Regions from separate parts of the Homo sapiens genome. Here region 1 is linked to region 2. A link is a contact called in ENCODE Hi-C or POLR2A ChIA-PET data. All regions are on one chromosome and are shown on one strand. The core of a region is the stretch at or near the end of the contact, and the rest is flanking DNA. Distances in the headings are between cores, read along the strand shown.

What was found. A loop is a pair of places that touch in the nucleus more often than their neighbours do. ChIA-PET counts read pairs that join two places held with the same protein, here RNA polymerase II (POLR2A). Pooled maps may share reads with other maps.
Region 1: a loop to region 2 is called in a map of HepG2, with 3 times the contacts of the local background. The contact joins two enhancer-like sites. A Hi-C loop is called at or near these places in 10 of 168 maps with a recorded cell type or tissue (CD4-positive, alpha-beta T cell, CD4-positive, alpha-beta memory T cell, CD8-positive, alpha-beta T cell and 6 more), 22 of 37 single-sample maps with no recorded cell type and 17 of 50 pooled maps. POLR2A ChIA-PET finds 5 or more read pairs at or near these places in 2 of 52 experiments (H1 and OCI-LY7).

What each region holds. Positions count from the first base shown.
Region 1 is chr6:125,754,264-125,760,589 of GRCh38, forward strand. HEY2 (hes related family bHLH transcription factor with YRPW motif 2) reads left to right here. Exons shown (of 5, transcript NM_012259.3): 4 at 202-283; 5 at 4,854-6,326. The coding sequence ends at 5,539. Among named protein-coding and RNA genes, the nearest start is that of HEY2, 7.8 kb to the left of the region's middle. Within about 2 kb of position 4,993, at least 2 of the 41 ENCODE cell types and tissues checked have a DNase peak (open chromatin) inside an H3K27ac peak, as active enhancers do.
Region 2 is chr6:125,187,564-125,193,404 of GRCh38, forward strand. The region is part of intron 1 of TPD52L1 (TPD52 like 1); the gene reads left to right. It overlaps LOC100126584 (a long non-coding RNA gene), which reads right to left. Exons shown (of 4, transcript NR_149043.1): 2 at 3,046-3,101. Among named protein-coding and RNA genes, the nearest start is that of TPD52L1, 37 kb to the left of the region's middle. Within about 2 kb of position 2,153, at least 2 of the 41 ENCODE cell types and tissues checked have a DNase peak (open chromatin) inside an H3K27ac peak, as active enhancers do.

The sequences.
Region 1 (6,326 bases), core at 3,743-6,242, 570 kb after region 2:
AAATACTTGTCATTAGGTATGACATTAATTAGTGCTTTCATGTAAAGTTTGGAAAGAATTCGAAGTTTTCTGTGAAAAAATAAAAGTTGGGATTGTCTAGTGAGAGGGAAATTGAAGCCATAATGCTAAATTCAGTGTATAATGTTTCAGATTAGTTTCTGTAGGACATAGGATTATTTATTTATTTATTTATTTATGAAGGGATCTGCAAAGTTAGAAAAAGCTGAAATATTGCAAATGACAGTGGATCATTTGAAGATGCTTCAGGCAACAGGGGGTAAAGGTAAGTAGATGACTTCATTTTTTTTTTTTTTTGCCTTTTTTACCTTTCTCTTTTCATGTTATTCCCCCTAATATTGTAAGGAAGTCATAGCTGAACAGTTCTTTAACAAGCTGAGATAGGAGGCCCCAGATTAAAGCCATGGAAATCAATGCTAATGGCAGGATTGAACTCGTGGGAAAGAACTTTTGGAACAAAAGAAGCACTTGACCCTGGGCTTGTGTTTGCTTTCATAATACTGTGGGAGTAAAGCTTCATTCACAGCAGCCTGGTCAGAGATTTGTTTAGGACTTAAGAAGCGCATGCTGGAATCTGTACAGAAAGAACAAAAAACAAACACACAAACATCCAAACATAAACAGGAGGTTAGAGGTAATCCTTTTCTCCTCCTTCTGCTTCTTTCTTCCTACTCCTTCTCCTCCTCTGTCTTCATTAAATGAAGGCTAAGACTGAAAATAATTCAGCTATTCCAAAGGAATTGACTCTAGAGTTATTTTCATTATTGTTTTCAGATTTTTGCTTGGTCTTGAATTTAGACCAAACAGAACAGTTGAAGTGCAGGTAGGAAGTCTCTACACCAGAAGCCATTAATGGAGCAGAGTCATTCTTGGGGAAAGCAAACAGGAGCAGGCACTCCAGGTCCAGGGCCCTAGAGAGGTGTCCTCTGTACTGGATAGTGACTTAGGGAGTAATTGTCGAGGTGGTGAGAGAGGATCTCATCTCATGCTAAAAACAGCCTTGAGATCCTAGTTCACTCAGATTTCATTATCCCACTTACACATCACAACTCAGACTTGATTTTGTTCCTCTGAATCTTTTTCATCCTTCAAAGAATCCTTTGATATTCACCTTAGCCAAGGGTGTTATTCAGTATATTTAACAACTGAATAAGGAGAAGGTATCAGAAGGATTTAAGGGCTCCAACTAAATCCTGAAGGCCTCCCGGTGCTCAGCATTAACCTTTTACTACACTGTATACGGGTCCTAGATCAGGGCAGAGGCAGGACATTGGAGGGAAGCAACTGTTACCAATATTTAACTCCTGTATGGCCATACCATTGAGGATCTCTAGAACATCAGCCCTGATCTTAACCATCTTTTTCCTGCGTCTAGTAGGGAGGGAGGGTAACCATTGTACAGAGAAGCCCCAATGGGTTGACTTTTCCCAGATTGTACCTTCTCAAGGAACCATCCTGAATGATGGCATGAAATGCAAACATTCTTACATAATAGAAAAGATAACTGGATTAAATCACAGAAGCCAATGATCCAGCCTAGCTTGACCACTGCTGTGCCTCTGACCTAAGAAAAAAGTCTGGGCTGCACTTTGAGGGCTACACTAGCAGCATGAGCGCCAAGGGCCCCTGCAGCTCCATGATTCTGTCTCTACAACTGCTACCTCAGGATGTTAGGATACTGATTGAATTAGTCATGCTACAAGAAAATTTGTTTGATTGCTTTACTTCCCTTAGCATTGTTAGCCACAAGGCTAAGTTTTCTCATTAGGGTTTCAAATATTTGGCATGAGCTGTACTTCTAAAGAGTAATATTGTTCTTAGGCTTTATTATAAAAACTAAGTTCCATCTTGGTTGCTATTCTTGGCCACCTAGACAGTCCTAAAATTTGTCCCAGAATAGTTTGTGAACAGATATTTCCAAGTAGGCTCCATACACGTCACCTGACTGTCAGGCCATTGAAGAGGTCATTGCACTGGAGAATGGCCTTCAAGAAGGGAGCTGGCGGCTGGGTGTGGTGGCTCATGCCTGTAATCCCAGCACTTTGGGAGGCCGAGGTGGGCGGATCACCTGAGGTCCAGAGTTTCAGACCAGCCTGACCAACATGGAGAAATCCCGTTTCTACTAAAAATACAAAATTAGCTGGGCATGGTGGTGCATGCCTGTAATCCCAGCTACTCAGGAGGCTGAGGCAGGAGAATTGCTTGAACCCGGGAGGCAGAGGTTGTGGTGAGCCGAGATCGCGCCATTGCACTCCAGCCTGGGCAATAAGAGTGAAACTCCATCTCAAAAAAAATAGAAAAAATAAAAAGAAGGGAGCTGGCTGTTTGGGTTAACATTGTAAAAGAATACCAACTGCCTCATAGTGCAGTGGTGAAGGGCATCGTATCTGTAGCTGGATTGCCTGATTTCAAATCCTGGTTCTGCCACTGATTAGCTCTGTGACTTTGGGCAAATTACCCCCTGCGAGCTGGTCCAGTTTTATCATCTGTAAAAAGAGGACAGTTGTAGTGTCCATACTATATAACTCATAAGGCTGTTACAAGTTAATTCACTTAAGGCCGATAGAATAGTGCTGGTGTAGAGGGAGTGGTATGGACATGTATGTTACTGTTGGCCCAAGATCCATTCACAAAAGGGAGCTACTTATCATCATTTCCCTCTGAAGTCCACAATAGGATAGGAATTGCATAATTTATATTCCTTTAAGATATAACAGAGAGCTCAGCCATATATGACAACATAGCAGGCAAACCACAAATTTCAATTACTTCATGACCAGTAATGAAAATTCTTAGAAGCTCTTGGGGCTCCAATTCTGTTAGTTCATTCTTTATAGTCTGTCTTGGTATGACAATAGTATCTAGAGAGGATTTAGTAGAATAACCTAAGTTTCGAAATCCCTCTGGATTTCTGGACTCTGTCTATTCTATTCATTACCCCCGTCTTTCTCTCATGGGAGTCAGAAGTCTGCAAAGCCCTACAGAACCCTGAGGACCAAAATGTGAAATCTTTCCATGAATACCTCTTCTTCAGGAATAGCTTTTCATCCTAATCCAAGAGGCTCTGTTTGTTAACTATGTCAGAGTCCTGGGATGATAACTGTTTTTGCTGCTGATCTTCCGTATTTCATGATATTCTCTTGGTATCAGCTTTGTACTGCTGTTGTTTCTGTTTTAGTAGTGTATATATTTGCCACAAATATCTTTTGGGAACTTCCAAATCGTTGGAATTTTAGCTTTAGGACTCTTAATATATGTGACTACTATCTCCAAAGTTCTTTGATTACAGATTAAGATAGCCAAATTTTTAATAGGTGATGAATAAACAGGTAATGCTTTGATCAGCAAAAACATAGATAATGTAAATGTTTTAGATAAAAATAACTGCTGGGTGTGGTGGCTCACGCCTGTAATCCCAGCACTTTGGGAAGCCGAGGCAGGAGAATGGCTTGAGTTCAGGAGGTCTAGACCAGTCTGAGCAACATAGCGAGATCTTGTCTGTACTAAAAATCACACAGATTAGCCAAGTGTGGTGGCACATGCCTATAGTCCCAGCTACTCAGGAGGCTGAGGCAGGAAGATCACTTAACCCCAGGAGATGGAGCCTGCAGTGAGCTGTGATTGGGCCACTGCACTCCAGCCTGGGTGACAGAGTGAAATCCTGTCTCAAAGATAAATAAATTAATAAATAACCTTATTTGAATGTGATATTTCTTATTCATGTATATACACATCCCCAAAATGAATAGACCAAACTTTTGATTTGGAAATTACTTTTTAAAAAGTTGTAAATGAAAAATAATCTGTTTTTATATACCAGACGTCACTCATTCAAAGTGGGCAACATTTCTCCATATGTCTGATTATTATTGTGCCCTACATGCCCTACATGGGCACTCCAATAATTAGACATTATTATTTTCTATTCTAATGTATTATCTTCAGACAGAGACTCAGATAAATGTGACCAAGCTCTAGCCATTTTTATGGTAGTAACCATAGGTATAGGAGTGCATGCATATACACTGACAAAATTAATATACATTTTTTTTCTTGGGTGTATGCTAGAAAAATGTAAGGACATATATTTGAACTTCAGATAAACTAGGCGTTGACATATAGTATTTTCATATCAGGAACTTAGCCTTATATTACTGACAGAAATATAAGATCTTCAAGTAAGAAACCAAATTTTTTTTAAAAACTCATTTTGTTTTCATTAAATTTTTTATACAAAGTTATGACAAGATGGTTTCACTTTGTTGATAAAAAACATTGTTAGTCAAGAAGCAGTTATGAATTTATTGCGATTCTAGCACATTTCTAAAGTCCTCAAGCTGCTAAGATGCACTTGGCATCTCTGTTAAAATGCCAAGAGAGTAAAGATGTTTCAGATAAGCCCTTTAATCTCCAACTCATGTGACAGAGACAGAGAGACTGGAACTCTGTATTTCCATGAAAAAGTTTCCTGGAGAATTTCACTATCCCACAATACAAAGGGAGAGACCCCATTTCTTTCTCTGGAAGTGTTTGAAACGCGGATGTTCTTAATTTTTTTCCCCACTGTGATATTTAGCTGCAAGAACAACTGTAGCATATTGCATTGCCAGAGTTGTCACACATGTGAGTGGCAAAGTATACTTTCTTAACTTCTGCAAAAAATTAAAACCATAAATAGCTGGCAATATTTCCAGAAAGGATTATCGTTCCACTTCAGTCTTCTGAAGGACAGAGTGGAACATCAGTGGGTGGTTATTGTTGACTATACCATTTTCTCACCCCTACCTCCCGCCCATCTCTCTCCTGTTCCCTACTTTGCTCAAACCCACTTTTAGGCTACTTTGACGCACACGCTCTTGCCATGGACTTCATGAGCATAGGATTCCGAGAGTGCCTAACAGAAGTTGCGCGGTACCTGAGCTCCGTGGAAGGCCTGGACTCCTCGGATCCGCTGCGGGTGCGGCTTGTGTCTCATCTCAGCACTTGCGCCACCCAGCGGGAGGCGGCGGCCATGACATCCTCCATGGCCCACCACCATCATCCGCTCCACCCGCATCACTGGGCCGCCGCCTTCCACCACCTGCCCGCAGCCCTGCTCCAGCCCAACGGCCTCCATGCCTCAGAGTCAACCCCTTGTCGCCTCTCCACAACTTCAGAAGTGCCTCCTGCCCACGGCTCTGCTCTCCTCACGGCCACGTTTGCCCATGCGGATTCAGCCCTCCGAATGCCATCCACGGGCAGCGTCGCCCCCTGCGTGCCACCTCTCTCCACCTCTCTCTTGTCCCTCTCTGCCACCGTCCACGCCGCAGCCGCAGCAGCCACCGCGGCTGCACACAGCTTCCCTCTGTCCTTCGCGGGGGCATTCCCCATGCTTCCCCCAAACGCAGCAGCAGCAGTGGCCGCGGCCACAGCCATCAGCCCGCCCTTGTCAGTATCAGCCACGTCCAGTCCTCAGCAGACCAGCAGTGGAACAAACAATAAACCTTACCGACCCTGGGGGACAGAAGTTGGAGCTTTTTAAATTTTTCTTGAACTTCTTGCAATAGTAACTGAATGTCCTCCATTTCAGAGTCAGCTTAAAACCTCTGCACCCTGAAGGTAGCCATACAGATGCCGACAGATCCACAAAGGAACAATAAAGCTATTTGAGACACAAACCTCACGAGTGGAAATGTGGTATTCTCTTTTTTTTCTCTCCCTTTTTTGTTTGGTTCAAGGCAGCTCGGTAACTGACATCAGCAACTTTTGAAAACTTCACACTTGTTACCATTTAGAAGTTTCCTGGAAAATATATGGACCGTACCATCCAGCAGTGCATCAGTATGTCTGAATTGGGGAAGTAAAATGCCCTGACTGAATTCTCTTGAGACTAGATGGGACATACATATATAGAGAGAGAGTGAGAGAGTCGTGTTTCGTAAGTGCCTGAGCTTAGGAAGTTTTCTTCTGGATATATAACATTGCACAAGGGAAGACGAGTGTGGAGGATAGGTTAAGAAAGGAAAGGGACAGAAGTCTTGCAATAGGCTGCAGACATTTTAATACCATGCCAGAGAAGAGTATTCTGCTGAAACCAACAGGTTTTACTGGTCAAAATGACTGCTGAAAATAATTTTCAAGTTGAAAGATCTAGTTTTATCTTAGTTTGCCTTCTTTGTACAGACATGCCAAGAGGTGACATTTAGCAGTGCATTGGTATAAGCAATTATTTCATCAGTTCTCAGATTAACAAGCATTTCTGCTCTGCCTGCAGGCCCCCAGGCACTTTTTTTTTTGGATGGCTCAAAATATGGTGCTGCTTTATATAA
Region 2 (5,841 bases), core at 903-3,402:
CATGAAATATTCAGCAGTCTTTTAAAAGAATGAATTTTAACTCCAACATTTGGCACATACATTTAGTATGAATGGTGAAGATTAACAAGATGGAGAGGAGTTTATAGAATATGAAATCATTTTTGTCAAACAGTGGCAAAGACTCTGGTATGTGTATGTATAATTATATATACTGTAGTGTGTATGTATAATTATGTTGTAAATGTGTATGTACACACATACACACACACATTGCCAAAGAATAAATGAAATCTTGTTTTATTTTAAATCCAGAAAGTGTCAGATGCACTTTTATTTGTAATCCCCCCTTAAAGAGAAGATATTAGTTAAACTACCCTCTCAAACACTGGGAAACTAAACTGAGATTTTTTTTTTTTTAATGATGTCGAGGAACACAGCATTAGCTGGGGTATGGTGGAGAGTGGGAGAGCATTTACATTTAAGAATAATTAATAGAGATCTTGTTTTAGACGTTTCTATTGAGAAGAGGTCCTGGTTTTATGGCATCACCTATTGAATGGGAGTATCCCATAGTTAGCCAAGCATATATTAATTAGTACATTCCGCCAAAGCCTTCAGCTTCTTAGGTTTTGGAACCAGTTACCATATTTGGAAAAAACCAGTGACTCAAATGGAAACTTTACAGTGCTTCTCTCCTCTGTTAAGATATCCACGTCATCAGCTTGTTATCCAAGTGGAAAGGCACATTTTTATCCTTCAGTGGATCTGTCTTCTTCACCTAGTAAGAGCTGATTCTTCCTCCCACAGCTGTGTTCTTAGTGTAGCTAAAAGTGGGTGCACCCATCCTGTTTACTCCTACCCTTACCTTCTTGAAAAGAGGGAATAGATTGGTAGTATGTGAACATTTAGATACAATGTGAAACAATAAAATTAAATATCCTTCTTAGAAGTGGTTTTCAGACTTCTCAAAAACTGACACAGGGTAACAAATACATTTTATATCACATTGAGTTGTGTTGGTGTGTGCATGCCTGTGTGTGTGTGCATATAAAATAATGAACAAAATTTTATGAAATGTTACTTGTTCTTATTATATGCATTCCAAACAATTCCTACTCTCTTCTAGTCTACTTTATTTTATCTCATTTAAAAAATACTGATCACAGCACACTGAGTTGGCTTAGTAACCCACTAAATGGGGTAGTGACCTGCAGTTTGAAAACATACTGCATCAAAGGACTCCTATCAAAGTGGCATGCATGGCATTCCATGGTCAGAAGATTTTCACTGGACTGGAGAGACAGTTGCTCAGTGAGGTCAAATACAGACCTAGGCATGTTTTACTTTATTTCACATATGCCAATAAGGTCAGCTTATGTGAAAGACCTTCTGACAGCAGGTTCCTTAAGGTAGTTTTAAGTTTACCTTGGGCCAAAGCCTTGCAATACTTTTAGAGAATTAGCTTAAGCTAGAGGCAAATAAATTTTAACTGCTGTGGTAGATGCCTTAGCTAACGATTTTTCTCCTACAGTTGGGACTGTCATGAGAAGACTGGTCATCTTGGTATAAATAGAAGGCATCTCAGTTGATTTCAACTCTGCCCTAAGCTTTCTTGGATTCCTCTCCCATTTAGGCTTTAAAAGAATAAGCTAAAGTTGGAAAAAGAATTTCCATATGAAACTAAGCAACACTTAAGTATATTCTTTTATAATAATAACCCCAGTTGGGCATATTGACTACTTAATTCTTCATAATCAGTAGAGATCAGTTGTACACTATTCTAAATACAGGATTTGTGTGGGTCATAAGAACAGAGGTGACTTATGTACAGGCATTTAAAGTGGAAGTGTTTGAAAATCTGGCTCATACTTTGACTACAAAGTAAAATGATGTGTGTTATATCTAACTGGATTTGGGAGCAAAGAATTTCAAAAAGCCAGTGGAAACTGGACTCTGCCTGTGGCCTCTTTTACAATATACCTAATTTAAGATGTGTATAAGACACATTTTTAGATATTCACTAGGAAAACAAAGGCTTTTCTATCCTGTCATTTACTTAATTTTTTTAACCTAACTTATTTTTCTGAATGATTAACATTGATGCCTTTGATTGTGTGGGTGTTGTCAAAAGAGAGTTCATCACATGGGGAAAGGTTGGCAACCTCTCTCTGCTTGGTACTTTTCCATGAGCCTCCTTTCACTATTCTCATTGTTATTTCCTTTTCACTCTGAAGTAGTTCCAAATCTGATACTGAAGGAACTCGATTTTATTTTACATGAATATTTGAAGTAAATTGAGCCACTTGTGTTTTAAGGTTTGTTTAGTATGCACTACACAGAGAAGAATATAAAGTAAAAGCAATAGCAATAATAACTTAGGTTTGACAAAACACATAACAAAAAAGGGTACTTTGAGACACAGAAAGTCAAATTATAGGTAACCCTAAAACTCACCTTTCCACTTTCCTTTCTTTACTAGAATTCTCTACCAACATTGGGGTGTCGGTGGTGGTTAGGACAGAAGGAAGTATAGATATAGCTATCTGCTTCTAAGACATTTGCCATGTCTTTCTATGGCTGAAGACAACTTCAAAGTAACTAAAAGTGCCACTGGAAATAGTTTCTGTGAACTATATTGATCATAATTTGAAGAATTTCTACCAGCTGTGACTTTGTGAATGGCAGGAATTCTTAGTTTGTAGGACTGTCAAAATATGACCCCAATTTTGTGACCAGACCCAAATGAAGCCGACCGTTGTCCCTGGTGGTCCATTTTCTGTTAGGTTCTAGGTCATTTTTTTCTGAAAACAGTACTGAAGTTGGTAGCTTGTGGGAGTCACTGCAACAACCAAACTGATAACGGGAACCCATGAGACTCAGAGCCATGAAGACTGTCCCAGCACGCTTTACAGCAGCAGTCCCTAACCTTTTGGGTACCAGGGACTGGTTTCCTGGAAGACAGTTTTTCCACAGACGAAGGTTGGGGGATGGTTTTGGGATGACTCAAAAACATTACATTTACTGAGCACTTTATTTCTATTATTATTATATTGTAATATATAATGAAATAATTATGCCACTTACCCTAATGTAGTCAGTGGGAGTCCTGAGCTTGTTTTTCTGCATCTAGATGGTCTCATCTGAGGGTGATGGAAGACAGTGACACCATCAGGCATTAGATTTTCATAGGGAGTGAACAACCTAGATCCCTCAATGTGCAGTTTACAATAGGGTTCGCACTCCTTTGAGAATCAAATGCTGCCACTGATCCCACAGGTGGCAGAGCTCAGGCTGTAATGCAAGCAATGGGGAGCCACTGTAAATACAGATGAAGCCTTGCTGGCTTGCCTGCCACTCACCTCCTGCTGTGCGGCCTTGTTCCTAACCGCCTGTATGTAGCCCAGGGGTTGGGGACCCCTGCTTTAGAGTATGTTGTACTGAATATATCATTCTCTGTTGCTACATCAAGGTAACAATGGCACCATCTACTCTTGTTGTCTTGACTCTACATATTAACTATAGTGATTTGTATATCGTGTAACATTATGTGGAATCTTAATATGATTTTAAATTCACTTGTCCTCACAACTACAGTTAACATTTCTCTCTTACATGGAATCATTCCTTGCTGATCTTGGGTTTTCTTTTCTTGCTGTGGAGTTGCGTTGTTGTTTATTTTGTTCCAGCCACGCTTTCTTTATTCTCAGTAATACTCTTAGCCCAATTTCCTGCTGAATGATTTTGCAGAAGAACAAATTGTCCTTTGGCATTTGCACCTGTATGTCGCTCATTGTCCACTTGCTTGATGTGTTTCTGTGAAAGGGGGCAGCTTTTCCTTTTCTAAATGAAGAAGGGAGAGTCCAAACGTTTTTTTCCAGCTCCCATCAAAATATGGACTTAATTCCTTTTCTTTGATTTTGAAAGGAAATGGTGAAGGGATAATGATGTGTTTAAAATTGGGTGAATTGTGTTCTTTCTTCTAACTGAAACAGTGCAGAGGAACCTACCCATTGTGAAATGTTACTTGTGCAGCATTGTAGATGTGCAAGAACGGCAGTGTTTTCTACTTGGCTGGCTATCCTGGCATATAGTTCATCAAAATAGAGAAACAGGGTGCAGACATTCTGAGTGTAAGACCAAATGAACTCTAAGCATGTTTACCTCCCTATCATCTGAGGAGAGAGAGAGCTGGGAGTGAAGGAAGAAGTGAACAACTGTGGAATGTCTCCCTATCCTCAGTGGCCTTCAGATACCTCTGTTTTTTCTCCCCCTCCCTTCTGTTCATTGGGCACTGACATACCTTGTCATTACAAGCTATTATTATTTTTTAACAAGGTAAGTTCAAGAAGAAATGAAAAAGAGCCAGTATTCATACTGTGTAATAGCATATGGACTTTGCTATTCTAAAGCAGAATCTAAGTAGAATCAAAAGATTTGAACAAAATTATGAATGAAGGACCCTGACATATCTACTAAATAGTCACCAGCTTTCACGATAGCTTCTGTAGCATGCCAGGGGGGAAGAAAGCCACGTTCTTTCCTCACTGTTCCCTTAGGGCCTTTGTTGTAGGAGAATAGTGGGAGGGGCTGAGGTTGGCTTTGACTACAAGTGGAAATTTTTGTTTTCCTGATGAGCCTGGCACTCAGGACACTAGACATTTAACTGTAGGTTTATGATTGTCACCCACTCTGCTTTTAATGCCAAGAGTTTCAGAACCCGGCTGACCTGAGCAGAATAAAGTTCTTTGGGTTCAATCTGCAGCAATCAGAATTTTGAGAACAACAACAAAAAAAATCTTTTTTTTTTTTTTATCTGGTGTTGCCTCAGCAGGATCCCCGAATGTACTTGCTGGTAGCTTAGAGCATAGTCTATGCAGGGGAGGAGAAACAGAGTTGCAGCTGTGATGTGACTCATTCATACTATGTTCTTTTAATGGAGAAAAACCTGCAGTGACATCATCTGGCCACCAGGGGTTGTGCTGTTGCCAGAGAGCCCTTGATTTTATCTGCCCGCAAGTCCTGAGGCAGGAAGTAGCACCTTAACAGAGAGCCCCATCTTCATTCCTAAGAAAACCAGCATCAGTTTTTTGTTCCCTTTGTTGACTTTCCAACTAGGGCTGAGCCCGCTTTTCTGAATTAATAAGAACCAAGAAAGAAAAGGGAACATTAGTCGTGGTTCCAAATACCAACCAAGCACTTTGCTGCATACGGTCGGCTTTGGTGGCGGGCCTGAGTCTGCACCCAGATGGACCCATATGGACTCACCTGTCTCACATCTGCACCTGACTTGCACATATACCTTGTTGATAAAGCCCAGTGACAGCTGGATCTATCACAAATGTCCCACCTGATTTCTTGGAAGCTTTGATTAGCATCCATGTCCTCCATGGCAAACATTTAATTATAAGGGCTGGTTGTTGATAATAATCATTGCTAACATCTATTTATTATCCTTATGTGTTAAGCATTGTGCCCAACAGCTTATACAATTTAGTCTCATTTAATCCTCCAAGTAGCTATTTGAGATAGTTACTATTATCTTTCTTTTGCAGATGAGGAAAGTGAAGCATAGAGAAGCTAACTGTGATGACTGGGATCACTCTGCTGATAATTGTGTTGCTAGGACTAGATTCAGGCCCCTCTAACTCTGAAAGCCAACCACTTAAATGATACTTGATTTTCAAGTTGGGGGGATGGAGGCTGTGGCTAAGACCTGTCCCTGGTGGGGTATAGCAGAAGGACTTCGGGGCTTTTTTGTTCAAACTGCTTATGTTTATGTTCTCCTTTCCTTTCCCTCATCCTTTCCTTCTCCCTCTTCTGATATGCTTTCTGGGTAGGGTGGGGTGAGGTGTGTCCGTTGCTGTCACACTGAGTCACTGT